2 separate regions of the Mus musculus genome follow, and region 1 is linked to region 2. Evidence: chromatin contacts called from ENCODE POLR2A ChIA-PET data. All regions are on one chromosome and are shown on one strand. Each heading gives the region's core, a stretch centred on a gene start or an enhancer-like site at or near the end of the contact. The rest is flanking DNA. Distances are from core to core; before and after follow the strand shown. Region 1 holds the start of 2700046G09Rik (RIKEN cDNA 2700046G09 gene). Region 2 overlaps Sgms1 (sphingomyelin synthase 1).

The links. ChIA-PET counts read pairs that join two places held with the same protein, here RNA polymerase II (POLR2A).
Region 1: POLR2A ChIA-PET joins it to region 2 with 33 read pairs in embryonic stem cell. The contact joins the promoter of 2700046G09Rik here to the enhancer-like site in region 2. POLR2A ChIA-PET finds 5 or more read pairs at or near these places in 3 of 5 experiments (Patski and embryonic stem cell).

The regions. Positions count from the first base shown.
Region 1 is chr19:32,386,736-32,390,910 of GRCm38, reverse strand. 2700046G09Rik (RIKEN cDNA 2700046G09 gene) reads right to left here and starts at 1,695. Exons shown (of 2, transcript NR_033198.1): 1 at 1,535-1,695; 2 at 1-1,206. Sgms1 (sphingomyelin synthase 1) reads left to right here and starts at 2,399. Exons shown (of 10, transcript NM_144792.5): 1 at 2,399-2,691.
Region 2 is chr19:32,240,420-32,244,738 of GRCm38, reverse strand. All of the region lies in intron 4 of Sgms1 (sphingomyelin synthase 1), which reads left to right. Among named protein-coding and RNA genes, the nearest start is that of Asah2, 140 kb to the right of the region's middle. Within about 2 kb of position 2,369, at least 1 of the 3 ENCODE cell types and tissues checked has a DNase peak (open chromatin) inside an H3K27ac peak, as active enhancers do.

The sequences.
Region 1 (4,175 bases), core at 446-2,945, 150 kb before region 2:
CTTGATTATTATTATTTTTTGTACAGTGACTGACTTAAAAGTATGCCAACTCTGAAGCATCTCTTATGACCACGCCATTCAAGTTACTTTCAAGGCGAGGATTTCTCTCTAGATTACCATCCCTATATTTACTTAAAGCTCTGTTATGTATATTTTATGTGTGCCTTTTCTAAGAACCACTTTCTGAAATTGGAGTGAAATTTGGAGTATAAAATACTTGTATACTCTGCCCTTTTCATGTATTAGGAATACTCCTAAAACTTTCATAGAAAAATGTTTTCTTTTTCCTAAAAAACATTTCAAAGATACAGGGAGGGGGGAGGGGAAGAAAAACTAAACTAACTCTAATGCCTGGGACACACTTGTAACAAGTGTGTGTGGGGTGGGGAGGGAGAATTTTAAAGTCTGGATTCCATGACCTGCCAGGCAGCAGCTCGCTTGCTTTGACCTTGGTTACAGCAAATGCAAAGTAACACTGCAAAGAGCCAGCGGCTGTCCAGTACTTACTTCAAGACAGCAAGCCTCCTTTTTTTCCCTCTTAGGTGCAAACTGATGAAAATAACCAGCGGGGCTACTATAATCTCAGCCACTCCCTTGCTCTTGGTTGACACTCAAATAGAGCAGGTTAGTGGGTTGTCATTTAAAAGCAGTATGCGTCAGGCCACCCTTTCTTATCTCCCTGAGAAGTGCGATAGCATAGTGTCCTAAGGTGAAGAGGCCGGAGGTGCAGGAGAGGACAAGACCTTTAAGAGCTCACACAGGAGCAGACACATTTTAAATCCGATTTTTCACTGTATTTGGGGACAGAGGACGCTAAATTTTCAGCACCATACACGAAAAAGGGTCTCTACTGCTTAGGGAAAGCGGCCATCAGATTCACCTTGGGAGCTTGTTAACCAGGTTTCAGGACCGACCCCACTAGTGGCGTTTCTGATTCTGTAGGTTTAGGTGTGGTCGTGAATGTGTCGTTCTAACGAATTCTCGGGTAATGAGGATGCGGGCCCAGAGATTCCAGGACCCCAGGTGACACCATCACCATCCAAGCTAACCAGCAGCAGGAGAAAAGCATGGAGGAGAGCGACGGCTGTCCAAACATCTTTCGCCACCTTCATCCTCCGTCGCCGGGAATGGGTCAGAACAGGGAAGCAGCAGGAGGAGCGATGCCAGCGCCTTAGGAACGGGAACTCCTCTTCCCAACTTCCGCCCCTGGGGAAAAGCAGAAGCCATCAGCTCCAAGAGAGCGGCTCTCCAATTCTTAGCCGTTAGGTTCTGGCTCTGGAGACAGCCGGTCCTCCCGGTGTCACCGGCGTCGCAGTACCCTCGCTGTACCCCCGCTGTAGACTGGCGGACTGCATGCAGGTGAGGGCGGGGGCCTGTGCCTGGTGGGGAGGCAAATGGACTAGAGTCTGCCCGGATCCCGGACCCTTCTTCGTCTACGGCCCCGGAGAGCTGAAGATGGCTGCCCCGGAGCTCCGCGGACAGTCACGTGTCTCGCAGGCACGGCCGTTCCCCCCTCCCCGCCCCCAGACCAGACCCTGCAGGGTAGCGCGTCCCGGGCGACCCATGCCACGGTGGTACGAGCGGTCGGCCCAGAAGGCCGGAGCTACTGGAGGCTGCTGTCTCTGCCGCGAGATCACCGTCCTGGTACCGGGTTCCACTGCCCGAGCTGGAGATCTGCCGGCGACCCGCACCCCGTGGGGCCATTGGGCATGCGCAGTGCTCCGGCCCTGGTGCGGCGCTCTCCAGGTTTTCGCCGCAGCTCCGAGAGGCGGCGGGAGGTGGGGCCCGGACGGACTAGGGGGGAGGGCCCGGTTCTTCCCGAGAACTCCTGGGCCTTCACGCTGCCTGGGGCTGCGCGATTTAGGAAGCCTGCAGACCCCTGATTTGGGGGGGGGGGGGGGGGGGAGATGGTGGTTTTAAGGATTAGAGCTTCGGAAAAATGTCCCGAAGAGTTTGAGGTTCATCCATTTTAAATGATCAATCATAAGGGAGTCACAAGTGTCGCAGCTCTTGGGCTTGGTGGGAAAGAAAATGCCAGTGTAGTTCGCCAACAGCTGTCCCCGTAGGTAGTTTCACCAAGGCTGAGTTTGTGTCCCCAACCTTCTAGCCGCCTTTTGCCGCACAACTCTCGGGCTGGCTCCTAATAGGGCTTCTGATCCCGGAGGATGAAACCCACCATCTTTCTCTTCTCGTGGTTGGGGGGTGGTGGGGGCGAAAGGGAACCGCATCTCCAGTTCCCGTTTCTAGAAACAAAAAGGACTCCCCCCCCCCCCCGTCCCCACCCCCAGCACACCCCACGGCCAGCTGTCCTGCGGGACTCAGCTGGGTCCCTGGTCGAGCGTCCGCGGTCCCCGCCCCCTGGCCGCCGGGAACACCCGGAGGAACGGACTGGCGTCGCGCGGGAAGCCGACCCGGCTCCGCCGCGGACTGGGCATGCTCGGCAGCCCGAGGTTCCAAGTCAGAAGCCTTCTCGCCAGCTCGGCGGCGGCCGGAGCAGCGGCGGCGGGCTGCCGGCTGGACGGGAGCAGGGAGAGCCGGTTCGGGCGGGCTGCTCGTCCCGGGAGCCTGGCACGCGGACGGGAGAGCGGGATCGGGTGCAGAGTCCGCACGCCGCCCTGCCCCGGTTTCGTTCCGCGGCGCGGGGCTCGGCGCGTGGAAAGAATTCCGGCGGCTGCCACGACTCGCGTGCAAGTGAGTCGCGGGGCGGGGGTGGAGGGCCGGCCTCCGGGTCGCGAGCGGCTGGATCTGACCCGAGTCTCTCGGGCCAGGCCTGACCTCGGTTGACGGCGGGCGGGCAGCCGGGGCGAGGGGGCGTGAGCGCATACCGCGCGGTGTCGCGCGTACCTGGCGTGCGGTCCCCCGCGGCCGCTCGTGGGGGTGGGCGCGGGGGAGCGCTCTGGCGGCCGCGATCCCGGCTCCGAGGGGGCGGGCCGCCGGCGGGGCTCCCCCGCCAACTTGGGCGGGGAGGAAGGAGGAGGCGTCCGTGGGCACCTTTCCGAGGTGCTGCGTGCGGGCTGGAAGGCTGCCTGGTGTCACATTGAGGCGAGCGGACGGTAGCGGGGCCTGAGAGCCCGGGACTGAGGACCTTTCCAGGTGGAAGCCAGCCAGAGGTCCCGTAGTGCTTAGGGGTGGACCCCCAAAATCACAGCCCCACCCCCACAACCCTGGGCGGCAGAGTGACAGTTGGTACCTCCTGGCCTGATCGCAGCGGGGCCAAGAGTCCGCGGCTTTGGGATTCCCTTCAGCACGGCCCCTCGATGACCCCCAACGGCATAACAGGTGGGACCCCCCTTCCCGGAGGAGCGAGCCCCTTCCTTCCCAGGCGGTGTAACAGCCCCTGGCTCGCGACTATTCTGAGACCCCGCGTGTCCTCACCGCGTGGGGGTGTTAAAGGGTAAGGCCTGCAGGGGCATCTGCGTAGCTCTGGACGCGGTTCGTCCAGAGAATGAGGGGTCTGAGTGATCATAGGCGACTTGTCAAGGGCACATCAGTGGTAGCAGCGCTGCCTCTGCCCGGATTTTAAACCCACACTCCAACTGTCTTCCTTTGGTGGCCCCGGTGTCCTGGTCCATCTAACGGATTCTGGATAATGCTTGATCCTTTTTGACTGCCGGGCTAACAGTCGGGGTGGAGGATGCTATTGACCTGGGGAGCTGAGAGAATCCGGGCAGGTGCTTCTCGGATGTTTCATTTCACCTTCAGACAGGACCGAGTTCAGCGCTACACACATAAAAAAGACAGAAGGCTGGTTTCTGACGGGAAGTTTATTTTCAGTGTTCTGAGGCCTGCCTTCTGTCATCGCTTTCCTGAAATTTACCTTCTTCAGATTGGGGGTGTTTCTAGTTGGCTACCTGGTTATGGAAGTCGTGAATGCCTGTCTTGGTGTGCTGTCTGTCAACTCCTTACGCCTTGCCTTCTGGCACTAGGGGCTGAACATCAGCAGGGGTGGGGGCCAAGGGAGCAGAAAGGAGTGAGATTGATGAGGTCTGATCCTGGTGGAAGTTGCCTTCGATTTGGGAGGCAGTTTGGGTCTGAGGAGGCAGGGGAGAGGATGTCCAGGCGTTTCATTGGTCAGAGTGTTAAGTGTCCAAGGAAAAAGCCAGCTGGGGTTGGGTGCCGATGTGGTCAGTTTTTTTTTTTTTTTTTTTAAGGGAAGCCCAGGGATGTTTGGTGAT
Region 2 (4,319 bases), core at 1,120-3,619:
AGCTCCATTGGCAAATTGCTTGCCGTGAAGTCTTGTGCTTGTATTATTCTCTTCTAGGAATTTTAGTTTCAATTCTTACTTTTTACAACTCAAATCCATTTTGACTTAATTTTTGTAAATGGTAGAAGGTAAGAATCCAGACATTCTGTAGATTTTTAGGCTGGCTGCTATTTTGGAATCCTGTCCCTTAGTCCTGATGGAACCCTTGCTGGCTGTACCTCAGCTCCTCAATCTCTATTGTCACTCTGTCCTACCAGCACACACAGCACAATGCCCCTGGTGTCCCTTGTCTTCTGTGGGAAGGCTTCTGGGGTTCCTGACTGTATGGATTGTCATTATCATGATGCACTATTATTTTAAAGGAGACCTGGAGAAGAGGGGTCAGCTGTAATGGCCACCTACAATCTCAAAGTATGGCTTTGAAAAGTCACATTTGAAAGTCTTAAAAGAGCTACTCCAGAAATAATTTTCAAATCCATTTTTCTCTGTTGATTTTATTTACTTATTTTGTAATTCATCTTGTGGTGCTGGGAACTGAGCCCCAGGAACTTAGCCGTGCCCAGCAAGTCCTCCGCCCTGCAGCTCCATCTCCCAGCCTGTCCGCTTCTTTTTGGCACCCCTGACAGGTGACTGGTGCACTAGTACCCAGAGTAAACACTAGCAGTTTTACTCTCCAAATAGTATTTCATTTTCAAGGTAAGCTGAGACTTTTGTCATATGAAGCAAGGTGAGGCTTGGTGGAAATTTGAATGTATTATTTCCGTCTTGTTGAGATAAATCCATGGGGCTTTGGATTTATAGGTCGTCTGTTGTTTTTATTAAGAGGTGGTATGGTTTATATTACGTAAATGTAGATCTCTGCATTAACCTGAAGCTTTAACCGAATACTTTTACAGTGGCAAGAGGGGTCTAGGGTTTAACATTTTTGTCTCAGTATAGTTAGTTGGGACAGCTGCTTTTTTGCACCTCTGGTTTTAGTTATTGCAGGTGGAACATGATTTCTTTTCTCTTTTTCTTTCTTTCCTTTTTCCTTTCTTTCTTTGTATTGCCTTTGCTGCCCTGGAACTTGTTATGCTCAGCAAGCTGGTCGTGAACTTATAGAAATCTGCCTGTCTCTTTCCCACAAGTACTGGGAGTAAAGGTTTGCTCCACCATGATGGGCCAAACGTGATCTCTTAAAAGATGTTACAACTATCCAAAGTGGAGCATCTTTGTCCTTTGAGCTGTCTCTTCTCAGTACGCGTGGGTGTGATTGGGCAGTTGAGCGCACGCATGCCTGGCATCTGTGATGCTCTAGATTCCGTCCCTGGCACCCAGAGGGGAGGGGGAGTTAAGCCTGTTGTCATGTTCAGTAGACTGGTTATTTCAGTGCAAGGTTCAGGAATGGCGTCTTGATAATTTGTGATTGAGGCTTAGAATGGCCTTGCGTTTCACCATCGGCTTTAGATGAACCTCAAAAAGATTTAGAGCCTTATGGATTATAAAATGGGAGGGAAAGAGGAAGAGAGAAGCTGAGTGTTTAGTTACTTTTCTGTAGCTCTGGCTGTGCAGACCGGGACTAAGGCAACTTATAAAAGAAAGCATTTGATTGGGGGCTTGCTTACAGTTTGTGGAAACATGTGTAGGTAGGCAGCCCTGCCTGCTGAAACAGTAGCTGAGAGCTTACTTTTTTCTTCTCCTTCTTCAAGTTGGAGACAGAGATGGGCCTGGCCTGGGCTTTTGAAACCTCAAAGTTCACCCCTGTGACATAGCTCCAGCAAGGCCACACCTCCTAATCCTTCCTAAAGCAGTTCTGCCAACTAGGGACCTGACATTGAGTTTGTGGGAGCCATTCTCATTTAAACTTACCACAAGGGTTAAGGATTTAGTTTTTAATGAAGGAAAATGAATTATATGTGCTTTATGCTAATAAAAATGAAGGAAGTACAAAATCAAAAAGCTGAGACACAAGATGTGAGGTGTGGGGGAGGGGCTACTGCAGCTCTTTTTCAAGTTGTTTACCCTCATAATGCTGCTACTGTTACTGAGCCAGCCTCCTGCACGTGTAAGGTTAGGGTTAGCTTTGGGATTTTATGATGCAGTTTCAAAGTTAGCCTTAAACTGTCTGTCCCTTTGGTCTGAGATCACCTTTGAGTTCATAGGAGTGTACCATATTGTCTGGCTTGGAAACTTAGTACCTGACATGACCCTGGCTGAGAAACCAGCACACATGTAAAAGAGCCAGTTGCTGGATGTGAAACCGTAGCTGTCAGAGGTAACGAGGGAGAGCATGGCCTGAGCCTGCCATGCCTATCTGGATGACCCTGAGTCAGAGACAGGTGCTCAGTGGGCGTGGAGCCAGTCCTTTCCACAGGCCAGACAGTTGTTTTTCCTGGAATGTCACTCCTTAGCTCTGACTCAGCCTCTTTGATGGTCCTTCCGGTTGCCTGAGGGGACAAAAAGGAAAGCAGCAGTGATAAGCTTGACTCTGGCCAGGTGCTCTTGACAGGGAACTTCTGACTGGACACCTCACAGGCAACTTCTCTTGGGACAGAGCAGATGGTGTTGAACCTTGGCCAGTGGGTGCCCTCCAAATAGGCTTCCATTGGCTTTTGTACTTAACATGCTCGTCCCTGAGGCTGCCTCGGACCTGGTGGTAGGTGTGTTACCTGGACTGTACTCCATTGTCTGGAAATGGTACGGTGTGCTGCCTCCTTCTTTTGAGATTGGATTTTAAGACATCTGTTTAATTCTTGTGGAACTATACTTTTAAAATATGTGCTACTCCTATTTCAAACGGTCTTACTTTGTATCATATTAGGATTAAATATTAATACTTTCACCTTTTACTATTTTCATCGCTCTGCTGAGATTATTGTCATGAGAACTTATTTGAAATATACTCTGTTTCTGATGCAGGCTCTGCTGTGGTGGCTGCTGTCATTCTGACCTTGTCCAGCGTAAAGCTAGGGAAGCAGATGCTAGAGAGGAAAGGACGCGGTATTTTCTGGAGGTCTTATGTAGTTCACAAAAGTATCTCAGCAGATGAAGCCTTTTTAATAGAGGTCACATGGGACTGCAGCTTTCGCAAGGCCCCAGGGTGACACCCCAGTACTGTAGAGGTGACCAAATGGGAACAAACCCCAAGCCATCCACCCGGACGCCATGTGTGGACTCAGTGGCTGTCGGATCTCGCCGGAGGAGTTGTCCTGAGGCACTCAGACTTGAATCTTAGGAGCATGACATCCGTACTTTGTTGTCTTTGTTTAAAATGAGGGGACTCGTGATTTTAAAAGTCTTTGTGCTTAGGCTTCAGGCATGTTAAGGAGTTAGTAGTGGCTATCCATCCTGACAAATACTTTAACCATTTTTTCCCCTTCTACCTCCGGTATTGGGAATTGAACCCAGGCCCCTCTTTTATGCCAGTCGAGTACCTGGTCACGAAGCCACATCTTCGGTCCCACTGATAAATATTTAAAATCTTTACTAAAATCCTGGACTTAGGTATGGCAGGCCATTGAAAGGAACCAACCTGAGGCTTGAAGCCGTGGTGAACCTTGCCTGAGATCATGTGGTTAGAGGATGAAGGAGTCCATACTTGATGTTAGCTCTCTGACTTCACAGACTGGTCAACTCTGCCTCACTGGCTACACACAGCAGTGACATTAAGGAGGCAGCCTTACAGAGAATGTCCTTACATTTCACACCCACACAAGGGCATTCTGAAGCTCTGGTGACAGCATTCTCCTTGGAGAAGTGGTGGCTTCTATTGGCCCTGCTGCTTCCTTTTTGGGGGCGGGGGGGGGGGGCGGGGGGGGGCGGCGGCGCGGCATTTCAGATTTAGGTTAGAAGGTATGTCTGCTTGTGAGCTGTGTCCTCAGTGTAGGCTTCTCTGGATGGTGGCTGCAATTGGGTCAGCTTGTTTTTGTACTTGTGTCACATAGCAGGTTGGGACTGGAATTTGACCTCAGCATCCCACAGAGGAGGATGGTTCTACCATTCTTATACAAATTTCAGAATTCTAGCTTGTATACCTGTCCTTGGTCACAGTGAAATGCTGCTCTTCCACTCCTTACCACCCTCTCCCTCCTCTCCCTACTCCTGTTTCCTGTTAACTAATACATAACTGTTTTGAAACAGGCTATGCTTGCCCAGTGCCATGATGAGAGGCGTGCCCCACCAGTTTCAGTGCTTCCCTCTTTATCTGATTCTACATAAAAATCTGCCATGCGTGTCCTAAAGAAAATGGCACACACTTTTTATTCCCTGCACTCAGGAGGCAGGGGCAGGTGGGTCTCTGATTTTGAGGCTGGCTTAGCCAGTTCCAGGACAGCCAGGGC